Linked DNA regions of Mus musculus: region 2 is linked to region 1. The links are chromatin loops, found by intact Hi-C in ENCODE. Cell type or tissue: left cerebral cortex. All regions are shown on one strand.

Evidence for each region. Hi-C counts contacts between places; a loop is a spot of excess contacts. Peaks named below come from ENCODE experiments on the same cell type or tissue, not always from the same donor. Only the 100,000 strongest peaks of a DNase experiment are listed, where the experiment ranks them.
Region 2: it touches region 1 in a loop (3-fold over the local background); 25 of 42 quality-filtered maps call a loop at or near these places.

The regions. Positions count from the first base shown.
Region 1 is chr5:64,251,938-64,259,937 of GRCm38, reverse strand. Tbc1d1 (TBC1 domain family, member 1) reads right to left here. Exons shown (of 22, transcript NM_001310611.1): 3 at 2,783-3,223. It overlaps Gm38634 (a long non-coding RNA gene), which reads right to left and starts at 2,775. Exons shown (of 2, transcript XR_001784863.1): 1 at 1,556-2,775; 2 at 462-1,444. In left cerebral cortex, a CTCF peak has its summit at 4,349; no DNase peak of the experiment used is centred here.
Region 2 is chr5:64,198,481-64,206,480 of GRCm38, reverse strand. All of the region lies in intron 2 of Tbc1d1 (TBC1 domain family, member 1), which reads right to left. Among named protein-coding and RNA genes, the nearest start is that of Tbc1d1, 42 kb to the right of the region's middle. In left cerebral cortex, a CTCF peak has its summit at 3,993 (motif pointing left); a DNase peak (open chromatin) is centred at 3,997.

The DNA of each region.
Region 1 (8,000 bases):
GTGTGTTGGTTTCTGCAGATTCAGTCCCTCCTTGGGATCCACAAGTTAGCAGTCACATCCTCGGGGCACTCTTAACGCTCAAGCTCCTCTTCCAAGCTCTTTACCCTTGGATCTGGACTACAGTCAGAGGTACAAACCAAAAGGGACTGCACCCTTAATGAAGATGTCCAAACCATGCATTCTGTAGTTCAGACTGTAGGTTTGTACAGAGCAGTTTTTGCTTAGTATTTCTGAGGTATCCTTCAGGCAAGCAGGACTGACAAGGTGCACAGAACTCAAGGGTAGTAGCCACCATCACTGAGACAGCAGCACACTTCTCAAGTGGCCCAGACTCTGGGTTGTCCTAGGGAGGCACCCACTCAGCATCGCCCTTACTCGACAACAGTAACTGCATCCCCACATTGTGTACATTTCATCCTAGCACTCTTCTGTTTTCATCTATATGATGAAGAGGATCATCATTTTTTTTAAACTCTCTCAGCTGAGCAGCATTCTTATTTGGATATAGCTAGGTTATAAGGAACAAATGACAATTTAAAGTCAGATGTGAGCCTGGGGGTCTTCTCACATCTAGTCCACCACTCTGTCCCATGTCAGGCATGCACTCCTGCCTACCTGAGGCTGTGTACCTCTGTCTACCTGAGGCCTCTCACCCCTGCCTACCTGAGGCCTCTCACCCCTGCCTACCTGAGGCCTCTCACCCCTGCCTACCTGAGGCCTCTCACCCCTGCCTACCTGAGGCCTTGCACCCCTGTCTACCTGAGGCCTCTCACCCCTGCCTACCTGAGGCCTTGCACCCCTGTCTACCTGAGGCCTCTCACCCCTGCCTACCTGAGGCCTCTCACCCCTGTCTACCTGAGGCCTTGCACCCTTGTTTCCCTGAGGCCTTACACCCTTATCTACCTGAGGCCTTGCACCTCTGTCCACCTCTCTTCAACCCTACTGTCTTCATATTCTAAGCTCCCTACCTCTCACCTGGACTATGACAATGGCTTCTTAGCCCTCTGTTCATTTTCCTTCCCTATGTATTTCTTTGCTCTACAGCCAGAACTATTTAATGCCATACTTTAAATCTTTCAGTGACTGTCCAATTTTTTTGACTAAAAACAAAATTCTGAGCGTGAGCTATAAGGTTGTGAAGAATGGAGCCTGACTAAGCACTGTAGCCCCGTCCCCAGTCACTTTCCCAATTTCTGTAGTCTGTCGACCGTCTCACTAAGGATCTACCTGAGAATCCTGGGTCACCAAGGTCTAGGCCCTGGTGACTATGGCGGCAAACAACAGACGGAGGTCTCCAGCCTCATGGAGACTGAAATTCCAGGGATCACAGGAACACAAAGTTCTTTATTTGTTTACTTGTAATTAAGCTTAGAGCCAGGGCTGTGAGTGCTATTGGTCTCTGAGGCGACTACTTCCCGTGTCACATCTGTACCTCAGGAGAGACCTGAAGGAAGGAAGTAAAGCCAGGGCGGCTGAGGGGCTGCCAGGCAGAGCAGTGGAGCAGTGTCTTCAGGAATCTGCAGTGCAGCTCCTTCCCACCCTTCTCCCATCTCACCTGCTGCTCTCTGAGCCCAGGAGACCCCGCCTATCGGCCACAGGGAACCTCTGCCTGGGGAGAATCACATCCTCGAAGATGCCTCTCCTGAGTCCCCAGGCGTTTCCACAGCGTCCACTACTTCTCCGTAGTGTCTGTCAACTTAATCGTAATTACTGGTGCGTCAGGTGCCTGTCTGCATTGCTGGAATCTGCATTCTGTGTGGGCTGAGTCTATTTGCAGATGCATTTCTAGCAGATTGTAGCCACTTAGATGCACTGAGCAGCTTTCTCAACAACACTGCAGTGTCTGGGGAAGAGCACACAGATCACCGTGTGCAGCCCAAGTGCTACAGCCACCCAGCATCCTTAGTGTACTAGGTAGAGTACCCTGACACAGCATCTGGACTTCTTAAAGATTAATTTATTATATTTTAACTGTGTGTGTGTGTGTGTGTGTGTGTGTGTGTATACACGCACGTGCATGCGCACATGGATGCATGTGAAATTATAAGCAGTTGCAAGCTGCCTGATGTGGGTGCTGGGAACCAAACTCCTCTGTAAAGGCAGTATGTGCTCTTAGAGGCTGAGCCATCTCTCCAGATCCAAGCATCTGGACTTTTAAAGCCGGCTCTATCCACACCACACTAACCTGTGTCAGCTTCCCTAGTCCTGGGCCATTTCACTGCCTTAGCTTAAGCACAGTAAGGCTATACACTACATCTAAGGCAGCTTTGGTCACTTCCTTTATAGGCGACAGACAGCTCACTTTCCTGTCAACTCACACCCAGGAAAATCACCCATCCGGAAAACCACAAGCCAGCATGCAACCCCTTAGCTGACTGAGTATGGCTTATCCATTCCTTTCCTTCCCTGTGGTTATCAGTTTAACAATTTTCTGTTTAAAAAACAAAACAAACAACAAACAACAAAGCAACTAGTCTAGGATTTTAGTTTGGTTATAAGTTTTAAATATCAGGTTATTTAAAAAAATCCAGTTACCTGGGATAGCATTGGAAAAGTAAATGAAATAAATACCTAATTTAAAAAAATCCTGTTACCTTGATTAACAATGGGTGTTTTATAAATTAATATTTCCCACTTAAAATTGTGTTGAAACATATTGCTCTAACATCCCTCTTGAACCTCTTTTATATAACTATATTCTGCAGTGAAAGGGTGTCTACAAACATGGATGTGTAAGACAGATTTTTCAGACCTCAAGCTGCAAAAAACCGACAGATTTTACCGTGAACAGCATAGTTCGGTTCTCCTCCATGTCTGTGGGCTGAACCACATTGTGCCCACCGATGAGGTGGTTCTCTATGTCATTGTCAAAGGAGCTAAAGGTGCTACTGCGGAGGCTAGCGTCCTGGAACTCCTTCCTGAAGGCCAGCGAGCGCAGTCCAGGCTGTGAGAAGGATTTGCGCATGGGCCTGGGGCCAGGCGCTGATGGCTGCCCGGTGGGCGCTTCCCAGTCCGTTCTGCGACCACAGCTCACATGGTTGAACTTCTCGATACACTCGTCAATCAGTGCGGGTGGGGCCTTCTTGTGAGCCACAGTCACCCGGCCACAGAAGAGCACCTCGAACTTTTTGGCGAAGGTATCGTCGAACTCGGAGGGGCAACGCAGCTCTTCCTGGCGGGCAATCTTCCCGGCCTGCCGGATGGAGCTGATGATCTCAGGCACCTGTGCAAAAGAGGGTGTGGTTAGAGACACCTGGCAGCAGTGGGACCAAATACCAAGGTCACAACTCAGAACCACAGCTTGAGGAGCAGGGACCCTGGCTGATGGAGGGGCTGGGCTGTACTGGCTCACAGATCACAGCACTCTCTAAGGTTAAACGACAAGTCCCAGGGTGGCCTTGCATTGTAACCCCTAAGGTCCTCAGGGCATCTCCACTGGGCTTTGTCTCTGATACTGTTACCTAAACATACTAGCTCACTCTGAAGAGTCTAGTGTCCTTAGAAAAGCCTTCCTCAGTATGTGGTGAGGCGAAAGGCTCTTACGCTTATTGAAATTACGGCACCGTTGTTCTTTTAATTGGCAACTAACAAGTTATGACTTGATCCTGTATTTCCTAATGTGGATTGATAAAGGACGGAGAACCCATGCCTCCTGCCACAGTAAACCACTGAGGCTTCTCACAAACAGCTTTGCTTTCCCATCGTAAACATCTCAGAGGAGAGGCTCTCCCACCCTTCGGCATCCCTGCCACTCCATCTTGTCCACTTATGCTAGGTTCTCCTCAGCAGCTTCAGATGTAAGAGGGGTGCGACACCACAGGGAATCAACCCAAGCCAAGTGACCAGCAGCCACAGCACTTGTGGGACGTCATGGTTTGCAAGAACCCTGGACTTGTTGCCATGGGCTTAATCTTCTGGCTGCTGGGACAGTTTCTGCTTTGACTGGACACATGTATTTGGACCAGTATTTCCCAGTATTTTTTCTGTGTCTAAGACTTCTGGCTGAAGCCCAAACACCTATAGGCCCTTGTTTATTTAACATCCTAACCAGAAAATTCCAATCCCTTTTTCCAATTCAGGTAAAAATTCCAACCAGTGTGCACTGTAAAGAAAGATGACTCCAGTTCATTTGAAAGCAAGCTTGTGTTCTGTGCCATGACATAACTCTCAAAAACCCGCTGAAGAGTCAAAGTTATATTTAGAGACACATTTTTAAAATATGATTCCAAGTCTGGAGAGTTGGCTCAGCAGGTAAAGACACTTAATGCTCTTTCAGAAAACCAGGGTTCAATTCCCAGCAGCATCATGGTGGCTGACCACCATCTATATATAACTCTCTTCTGGTCTCCTTGGGTACTGCATGCATGAAGTACACAAAAATATGTGTAGGAAACACACACACACACACACACACACAATCTTTAAAAAAAAAAAGTGATTCCCGAAGCACAGATTTAATATTTAAAAGCTGTATTTTTAGCTGGTCACAATGGCAGAGGCCTTTAATCCCAGCACTGCAGAGAAAGACACAGGTGGATCTCTGTAACTTTTAGGCCAGCCTCATCTACATAGACTGCAGAACAACCAGGACTACACAGAGGGACTGCCTCCAAAGCAAACAAACAAACAAATGGCTAGATTTTAAAAATAGGGTACAAGTGCAGGAGGCACTGGGTACATTCTTTGGTGTGCCCTGGAGGTCAGAGGACAACCTGTGGCCTCAGTTCTTTCTCTCCGTCATGTGACCCAGGGACAGAACTCAAGCCCTTAGCTTTGTCAGCACGCGTCCACACCAGCTGAGCCATCCTGACAGTCCGAGGCTGAGGTTTTGCCTGGTAATCCTGTCTGCATTGAGGACTTTACATGCTCCTGCTATAGCTCATTCCATACTGCAAATCAGTGTGTACATCGTGTGGCAGCCTAGAAAAGGCTACGGAGAGAAGATATCACAGAGAAAAGAAACAGCGGGAAGTCTACGCTACAGCTACAACTTTGCTAATGATTCACAGGATCAAAGCAAAAAACAAAAGCCATGGCTTCTCTCTGGGGAAGAGAGGCTTGTAAGATCAGAAGCACCGAAGATTTCCTAGGAAAAAGTTGGTTCTGCACGGTAAGAATGGTGTTCCTTCAAATCAAAATTGCCGACTTAGACTTTGGAAGTGTTACCACTTTCTTAGTGATGGTGTGAGACTATTTTATAGGAGTCAAATGTTTCCCAATTATTAACTGTTCTTTCTGAGCAGAAAAATGCAGCTTATTCCATCTTCTGAAGTCTGCAAAAATATCCAATTTTTCCATACATTACACCTTCCAATACCTCAAGAGAGCAATGATGTTTTCATTGTGTTTCAAAGAGGGGGAAAGTGTATTAGCCAGATGAACTAATAGCAACTCGGCAATGAATGGAACAGATTCAGACCAAGGCACTCAAGTGGCCCCTTCATTCCGGACTCAGAAGGAGCTGACGGGCACACCACACCCTGGTCAGAGTTCAGGCTGCCATTGTTTCCTAACTACAGATTTCTCCAGTGCTTTGATTAGAATAAAAAACAGATAGACTTCATTCAAAGACCAAGGCCCATCTTTCCTTGCTCTGGTGGGCCTCACTATTTAGACATCAATTTACTCTCAAGCCTCCTGCCACTCAACACCAGGAAGGTAGTACATTGGGAGTAAAGTAGACCAGCTAGGAGACCAGCTCCTGCAGGAGAAGGGGTTGGGGGGAGATGGGGGTGGGGTGCGGGGAGGGGTGCAACAGAAGGGAACAAAAGGGTCCTGGAAGACTGAAGGGACTAGAGAAGAGCACACAGTGAGGCAGGATGGAGGCAAGGCAAGGGTGAAGCAAAGATGTCTTAAAGGCAGGGAGACCAGTCACATGAAAGTAGGCCGGTTGGAGCTTGAAGCTCACAGATACGTACAAGGAGAGTTGTCAATATTAAGCCCACAATAAACACAACCAAAAACCAGCCTGTATGGGTTATAGGGACATACATATACATCAAGTGACAATGACTCCTGCCAAAACAAACAAAGACCTTTTCGGGGCAAATGAACTGGAGAATTATTCCCTCTGATAAGATCTGGTACTTTTAATGAAAATCTTGCCTAGTGCGGTCAGAGGGCTAAGAGCTACGTCATTCCTGTTTGCAGATAAGCCGATAAAGCAAATCCAAACTAACAGAGCCGAGGAAAGGAGCTGAAAATGTTTCCCTGGAATAAATAAATCTAATAAGGATTTGGGTTTGGTTAAAGTTTCTGATACTATGGGAACCACAACAAAAATGTTAGGTAATTAAGATCAATTGTCCCAAATTAAGCAGGCCTGTTTAGGTGTAGAGAATCCTCATACTAATGGCTGCAAGTAAAGGCAGGTTTTGGGGCAGGCGCAAGTCAGTACTATTTCATAGAGAGGGAAAACGATATTCAAGAATCAGCGATAAATCTGTAAATAAAGCCCTTATTCAAGCACTTGGGTCGGCTTTGGAAGGATTTGGGGATTTTAAGGGATTATAAGCACACTGTAACTGTAATTTTATTCACAAAGATTTAGGAAGGCATTTCTGAAATAATCTTTAGAATATAAAGAAAAGTCACTTGTATTCTGCATTTACAGGTTTGCTGGCTGTTAACATATAACTATTTAACAACTCTTTGAAAATCTAAAGTCTCCAGCGTCTGCTTCCTGTCCGAGGCCTGCAGTGACCAGTGAAGACGGTCCCCTCCTCTCTTAGCCAAAGAACCCTACAAAATCATGAAAGTCAAGAGGTTCAAACCTCTGTGTTCACTTTATGAACACTCACAAAACTACCCAGGCTATGAATGGTATATATGTCCAAAAAGCTACCAAGTAACTGAACAAAGTCACTTTAAAGAAGCAATGTGTCAAGCCGGGGGGTGTGGTGGCACACGCCTTTAATCCCAGCACTCGGGAGGGAGAGGCAGGCGGATTTCTGAGTTCAAGGCCAGCCTGGTCTACAGAGTGAGTTCCAGGATAGCCAGGGCTACACAGAGAAACCCTGTCTCGAAAAACCAAAAAAAAAAAAAAAAAAAAAAAAAAAAAGAAGAAGAAGAAGCAATGTGTCATTCCAGTGGGATAACAGCAGGTGCGCTCAGTGGGGCTGGTCACAGGGTTGCCGAATTTCTGCTGTACGCGCCTAAGTAAGTACTGCTGGCCTGAAGGATTTACTTGAAGTGAACAGGCACCTGAGACACTCCGATGAACTCAGAGCCCAGGGACAGAGTAACCCACACGCGAGTTGCCCTGCCACAGAGATGGTCCTCCCTGGAAAGGAATAAACTCCTCCAAAGCTAGAAGAGGAGGCTGCACAGAAGGAAGAGACAAAGACACCCCAGAAGAAACAAAAACTTACACCACTGAAGTAAATCCAGCATAAAATAAGCGCAGCTAAAAGTTAGTTAAAAAAAAAAAAAAAAAAGGGCTGGTGAGATGGCTCAGTGTGTAAGAGCACCCGACTGCTCTTCCGAAGGTCAGGAGTTCAAATCCCAGCAACCACATGGTGGCTCACAACCATCCGTAACGAGATCTGACTCCCTCTTCTGGAGTGTCTGAAGACAGCTACAGTGTATTACATATAATAAATAAATAAATCTTAAAAAAAAAAAAGAAAACAAATCATTTAAAAAAAAAAAGCCATTACTGCTCTATTTAAAACAATAATGTCTTTCCCAATTACATAACAGGGAAACCACTTTGAAACTGCAAAAAAGGGGGCAGGAAATAAAGCTTTGTCCCTCAGAGGAAATGTTTCATATTGTTAAAAAAATAGAATAGAAAATAGTCTGCTGATAATAAGAATTAGTTTAGTGATTGTTTGTTGATCATAAGGGAGAATCTACATTAAATCTACATTAAATCAAGTTTTTCCTCACCACACCCTCTATGTCTTTAATTTCAAATAAAACTCTTCTCAGTTCTCAATATATTATTTAACAGGGAAAACCAAAACCAGCCACCACTCTCCATACATAACAAACATGAC
Region 2 (8,000 bases), 53 kb after region 1:
TGATTCTGGAGTGTGTCAAGTTGACAATTAAAACTAACAACCCCCAGTTACATAGTGAGATTTTTGTTTTGTTTTTTTTTTTTAAACTCAACCAGATGAGAATCATGATGGGATTTGAAGGAATGGCTTGAGGAAAGATAAAGAGCCTCGGGGCCATGGGTCTGAACCTCGAAGTCCCGCAGGCTTTGTGAGAATCGTGACCTAGCTGAGGAGGTGTCTCCACTTTCTCCAAAGATCCTCTGTATCTATGTGAGCAAATTATAATCTAGGAAGTGCTTATTTATTGCTGGGGACTCTCAGGGATTCACATACAGATTTGTGTCCTCAGAGAGCTGGGCTTGGTGAAGCCCTTGTGCATTACCAAACGACCTGCAGGTCAGTATTACAAAAGTTTAACGTCCTAGTGATTTATTCCTCTGAGCAAGTCTCTCCATAGATGCCGGTGTTCTACTGCCCTAGACAAACGCTACAACCAGTCTACAGATCCCAAAAGCTTTACCCTGGCCTCTCTTAAAAACCTCGTTTTGAAAAAAATCTTCCTTTCCAGTATCGTCTCTGAGATTTGCTGATGCAGCCTACTTCCCCATCTTTGCTGAGGTCACAGTGTCTTCCCTTTTCAAGCCCAGTGCCACAAGGTTCATGCCCCTTCCTCTGATCACATGACCTTGCATGACCTTCCTCTGATCACATGACCTTGCATGACCTTCCTCTGATCACATGACCTTGCATGCCCTTCCTCTGATCACATGACCTCGGTCTTGCAGGAAGTCTAGAGTATACTTAGGAATGAAAGAGCCTGCACTCCCAATATGTTAAAGAATTGGGACCTACTGGTTCCCAGCTCCTAAGTAAGGATAGTTCCCTTCTTGCCACCTACCATGGAGTTCTTATCCCAGTAAAGTTTTGTTTATAAATTCTGAAGTTGGGGGGGGGGGAGTCTTAAACAAAACACTTTAGGACATTTTCAAAGAAATGGGGAAGTAGTATAGCGCACCTCTAGGTCCCAATGCTAAACTTAAACAAATGTTATCTCAGGACCAATCTTGTTTCCACCATATCCACACACAGTCTCGCCAGAGATTATTTGAAAGGTTCTCCTTGGAACCCTATTTCATCTATGAATAATTCAGTACATAATTCCTAAAGATAAGGCTTGTTTGTGTTGCTTTAAAAAGATAACAGATGTTCAAATAAAGACACTAAGCAGGGAGAGCGTACACAGTATTGGCTAGCCATTTATCTTTTACACAATAAATCGTAAACAATAATGGATTCATGTCAGTCTACAGATGCCCAGACTCACAGAATACGCACAGAGTAAACCCTAAGAGTTAAAGCACACTCTTAGCTGATCTTGATATGTTAATGTCGACCTTCTCATTGTAGCTCCTGGCAGGCCACAGGAGGCTTTGCCACTGTGAATGAAGAACCCTGGCAATCTCCCGACCCTCCCATCCTTCCAGTTTGTCTAGGAAGCTAAAACCACACCATTAAAAATCAGGGCCTGGCGCTGGGGAGAGAGAGGCACATTGGGTAAAGCGACTGTTGCGCACACATGAAGATCTGAGTTAGAGACCCAGAAACTCCATGCTAAGAAGCACTAGGAGGTGAAGGAAGATGTACTCCTGGGGTTCACTGGCCAGTTAGCCTACTCAAATCAGTGAGCTCAAGACCAGGAAGAGACTGTCAAAAAATCAAGGTAGACGACTCCTGAGGAATGGCACCACGGCTATCCTCTACATACATATGCACATACCCACAAACCAAAAAGGAAAAAAAAAAAGATAAGCACACAAAGACATACGCCCACCGCAATAAGATGAAGTCTTAAATTAAAAAATCATTGATCTTAATCATTGATCTTAAGTTTTCCCACAAAAGAACCTCAAGGCATTTTTCCATAGCTATCGGAAAAGCATGATAAACCCATCCTAATTTTGACAATAGCTCAGCATTAGGCACCGGGCACGTTTATTCGGATGAACTTGAACAATCCTCCTGAAGGGAGAACTGTAGCAGGTTCTACGATAAACCCTGGCCAGGGTCGTTCAGGATCAGAACAGCAGTTCTGTGTCCCCTCTTTGTCCCTGTGAAGCCCTGCTCTGGGTGGCACTGTCCTGGGTCTGCGGTTCAGTGCCCTATCAACAGCACCAAGGAAAGGAACTGGAGTTTGTCTTCTTGTGGCGTCAGGAGGCCTGAGTCAGGGTTTGTGAACAGCGGCTCGGGGAAGCAAGACTAAGATGTGGTGAACCAGCTACTTCTGGGAGTGACTGGGTTCTTCCCGAGAAACTGTGGAAAACGGGAGGTTAGCAAGCAGCAGCCAGCTGGTCACATGCGTCCATTACACTCTTTTATAAATAAAGTTTTATTGGAATACAGCCAGTCCCAGACTTTGCATACAGTGTGTGGCTGTTCTCACGGTGACATAACAGAGTTGAGCAGCTGGGATGGTGACTGGGAAGGTTGGGAGGTTGAAAGCTCTCAGGCCCCCAAGAGCAAGGGTTTGCCAACCTCAGACATAAACCTTAGAAGGGAAGAGAGGGAAAGCTGGATATTTATTCCCAACATTTGGGAAGCATCTGGAGATGTTAAATTCCTGGTGCTACTGAGGTATCCAGCAGGCAGGGGCTCCCAGAAAGCCCGGGCTGAGCAGAGAACACTGTGGAGATAAAAGACTGCTCCTGTACCTAGCCTACTCCCCACCCCACCCCACACCCCCAAAAAAACCAACAACAGCTGTCAGGTAGTCTTGGCTACAATGCCTGAGGGCCTTAGAAGCCTCAGAAGCCTCGTCTATAACAAAGATAATAACACCTCGTACAGACACTAGGGTAGGAATTATACCAGAAAATACACACCGGCTTTATAGCAAGTGCCTCACACAGGAGAACAAATATTATCTACTATTTTGCTAACAGTCTTCCTAAACACTAGTAATTAGGAAACACTATCATGGAGACCTATGGTCTCCATCTGAATACTTTATACAAGGGAAAAAATATATTGCCAAAGTCCTCACTCATTTTCTTAATTACAAAGTAAATAGCCTTCTGCTTGCACGCATTTGTGCCTGCAATGTGGACCCTCTCACAAATGGCCATCACTTTTTTAAGTAAAACTGATTGAGAGCTGAATCTGGTGGCACAGGGCCTTGAATCGCAGCACTTGCATTTGGAAAAGTGGGGACGGTAAAGTGGGGCTATAGCTGGTAGAAGGCGTACCTCACACATGTAAGGCCCTGGGTTCCAAACCTGCACTGACATCCCCACACAAAGCAAAATTAAAAAGCTGAGAATAGCAGTGTTATTCATAACAGTGGGAAAACAGAAACTTCTTCAGGGACAGTTAACTGATAATCAGATCAATCAATCAAATTCCACGTTAACACAACGTCATCATTCAGTGCCAAAAACTAACAGGTTAGCATTGCATGCCTTACATGGACAATCTTGAAAACGTCCTGAGAAACAAAACAAAACACAACACAACAAAACAAAAACCGCTAGGCACAGAGGCCATGTGGAGAGGATTCCCTTTATATGAAGTGTCCAGAAGAGGCAAGCATATACGGACCGCAAAGTGAGTGCCTGACTAGGGTAAAGGAAGGGAGGGAACTTCAGGGTGACAGGGTTTCATTAAGGGAAGCTAAAATGTTACGAAAATACATTGTCAAAAGTTGCACAGCCCTGGGAATGTATAATAACCAAAAGTTACTGGGTGTACTCTTAGCTGAGTGAGTTTTGTTGCCTGGGAATTAACAACTGAATAAGGAAAATCAAATTCTTTTTCTTTGCTTTTTGAGACAGAGGTTCACTGTCTAGCTTTGGCTATCCTGGAATTTGTTCTGTAGACCAGGCTGACCTCCAAGTCACAAGTGCTGAGATTAAAGGCATGAACCACCACCATCAAAAGCCCAATTCACATGTTTAACAGTTCTCATGAAGGGTCACAAAATTCTTGGGTGCTACCACTGCCCCCTAGAGGTTGTTCTGAAACACTGCACTGTTAGGTCTCTTGGCTGGTTTAGGTGGCTAGTCAGATATGCTCTACCTAGAGCCAACAACATGTTAACCACACCTCTGGGCTGCTGTGTAGTACTAGGGATGTTATTTAACCTCTCTGAGCTTCAGTTTCCTCGTCTGTAACAGAGATAGTAACAAGCAGCGTCTAGTTATTAATGCGTATGACCTGGCATTTATTGAACACGTAACAAGTCTTATTCTTTTTTGTAACTTTCGACATTTTTACAATAAGCTCACCTATGTCCTGTGTAAAGCTTCCCATGTTTCGATATATGAACGTACCTGTGACACCAATACATTTCCATTACACCTCAAATTGTAATCCTCCCCTCTCTCTAGGCAACCACTGCGCTGTTCTTGCCACTGATGGGACGTGGCATTTTCTAGAGCTTTATATCTTTATATCTTTATATGGAATTATGTACTGTATACTTCTTTTGGGAAGGTCTACACTGCCACACTCAGCAGAATGATCCTGGGATCACCCCCAAACCAGACAGACAGACAGACACACACACACACAAATATATAAACACACAAACACTACACATACGGACACAAACACACTACATACACATTCACACTCTAACTACATACATCCACATGCACATAAACACTATACACACAGCTATACAAACATACATGTACACACACAGACACACACACACACAAACACTAAACACACACAGGTAAAAACACAAACACTACATACATAGACACAAACACACACAAATATATAAACACACAAACATTATACATACAGACACACTGTACACAAACACTATATACACAGATATAAACACACACAAAAGTATAATGATTTTATTTGTCACAGAGCATTCTCTTCACCATTCATGAGCGTCCGGGTTGTCTTCAGGTTCTAAGTGACTTTCCAGTTCCTGTAAGACCTTGTGTGAACACAGACTTTCATTTCTTCTGCGTTCATAGCAAAGAGCCAAGACTTACGGCTTTCTGGGAATTTTGCAAAGCCCAGCGAAGGGCATGGCTTCTGTCCACCGGTAGAGAGAACTGGTGTCAGCACTGACTGGACTCCATGCCCACCTTACCGCTCCCCCAGACACCACTGTCACCCTATCTGCTTGACCTCAGCACCTACATTCAACTTCCTCTTCCTGCAACAGACACCTCTAATTCTTTTCCTTTGACTCCTACTGACCTTTCCATACCCTGGCCATGGTCTTAGCCTCTCTCTGAGACAGGATAAAATCAGTCATTTCCTGTGTAGACAAATTAAAGACATTGTTTCAATAGTCACATGATACAAGCTTCCGAGCCTTTCTTCCCTCCTATGACTGTTTGGATAACCATCAAGATACAGAGGTAAGAAAAACAATGTAACTGCGATTAAAACACCAGAGGTGATTGCTTCCATTGATGTCTACTTTGATACTGAAACTAGTATACTCTTTAAAATGGCCAGAGTACAAGCAAAATATTGACTCTCATCTCAGTTATACATGCTATAAGACAATAGTTTTGTGTATTATCAACACTCAAACATCTGTGTGTTCAAATGAATCACAGCTAACTTTTATTTTGAATGTGACTCCAAACTAAAATTTTTCTCAATTCATCTATTTTAAAATTACTAACCCAGAGTAGGGCCTGGTGGTATAAGCCAACTATCCCAGAGACTGGAGCAGCAAATCCCAGACTGAGCAAGGAAGTGAAAACCCATCTCAAAATAAAAGCAAAGAAATAGATGAGAGTGTAATTCAATGGTAGATGGTTTGCCTAGTATGTGCAAGGTCCTAGGTTCAAGCCTCAAAACAGCAAAAACAAGCTCTATAAAGAGATAAAAAAAATCTAGCCATTATCTGTTCATTAGATTATATAAAAAAGATTTAATATGATTCAGGTGTGGTGAAAGAAAGAAAGAAAGAAAGAAAGAAAGAAAGAAAGAAAGAAAGAAAGAGAGAGAGAACGAGAGAACGAGAGAAAGAAAGAAAGAAAGAAAGAAAGAAAGAAAGAAAGAAAGAAAGAAAGAAAGAAAGAAAGAAAGAAAGAAAGAAAGAATATCTCTCACAGCTGGGCAGTGGTGGCACACACCATTAACTCCAGCACAGGCAGAGGAAGGCCAATCTCTGAGTTCAAGACTAGCCTAGTCTACAGAGCTAGTTCCAGAACATCCAGGGATACACAAAGAAATCCTGTCTCAAGAAAACAGAACAAAACAAAACAAAATGTCTGTTATTTCAGAAGTATATAAAATGGAAGTGCTGCCCTTTTAGATATGCATAGAACATTGATTTTAGCCATAACAGCTTCCTACAGGACTCCTATATGTCCTACATAAACACACAGCACATAAGGCTTGGTTTAATGTAGAAATTCTGTGGAGGGGTTATTTAGTAGAACAAAGCATATGGGACCATTAAAAAACTCATGTATAGCATCTTCTACAGGCAGAAACCCAAGTGAAGATTCACAGTGCCAAGGAGGTTACAGAGGTGTCCTCAAGTTCTTGGGAGGTCACTGTGGGTACTGACAGATCTGAGGTCCTACTTTTGGAACTATCTCAGTTACTGAGTCAGGTTCAGCCACCTGATAACCACAAGTGCAATGACCTAATCTCATTTAAGTCCATCATTCATTTATTGCTGAGCACAGCCTCCAGGGCACCAGAGTCAGCCACCCACCAACACAACAAAGAAAATGAGCAGGTGGCCACCGGGAACTAACTTTTCAGGCAGTCAGGTGATGGCAGGTTAGGTCTAGAAGTTTACTTAAGCAGAAACTACCCAGAAAAAAAAATACATTTGGATAATTTCCTAGCAGAACTCTTCACATAGTTTATTCTGTGAAGGATTTCTGTGTAGGATGCTGTTCTCTTGGGTCACTAACATCTGACAAAGATAAAGCACAGTGGATACTTCCCTTCTATCAGAACCTATCTTGGCTTCCCCATAAATTGATAGACAGGGTCCCACCTTGATCAGTCTCAGACAGGTAATACCCAGGGCTTCTTAATATCACACACACGAAGCACCAGCATTGAGAGCCAGTGTGCTCCCTGCTTGTGGGACATCTGTGATTCCCTCTGAGTTACCAATCATCCCCACAACGGCACCTGGGCAAGCCTTGAGACTCTAACCAGCCATTTTATTCCCAAGTAAAAACACCAGAGCGCTCGCTTCATATACAAAGGGCAAGCATACCGTAACTGCTACGTCTAGCCCTGTATGACTCAAGAGATAATTCTTATCCAAGAAGCATCTAATAGACATGTGGATGAACTGTTACCAACGTATCATAATGGTTCTTTTTAGAATGGAATAGGACTAGGAATTGTGGACTCAACATTTCCTAATTTTTATGCCCGTCTGAGTTGATGGAAATCTTTATTCTAAGCAGTCCCCATAGTTCAAGTTTGTGAGGTCATTCAGTCTTAAATGGCTGTTCTAAAACAGGTGGAGGCCTGCCCGGTCCATTGATAAGTGCGAGGACTCACTTTCAGCAGCTCTCTAGCCACAGATGGATGCCTGAACTCATCTCACCCATCAGATATTCCTGTCTGAGGCTGCTACTCTCCCAGGGTAATGTCAAGTCACAGGGTTAATGAGAGCTGAAACACAAGAAGGGCCATGGAGCTGTAGCTAATGCCCAGCAGCTGCAGTGCCAGGGCAGCGGTGTCTGATAGCAAAGCCAGGGTGGTGCCCTTGCCAGGGTATCCCTGTGATGTAACCACGTCTGTGGTTTCTCCTGCCTGATGCCGACCCTTCATGGCTTGGTCAGACCGGCTTTGCACACGTCATGGTGACTCTGTGAAAAACCCTAGGATTCTTCTAAATGATTCTCTTTTCTACCTTTGTTGGTTAGTGTTGGTTTTTGGAGCTAAAGAATTTTTACATACAATTTGTTCATTCATTCATTCATTCATTCACTCATACAAGGAAGTTATGTGTTAACTGTTATGTGTTAAGGACAGTTCTAAGTGTGTGGGTCATTCAGGGAGCA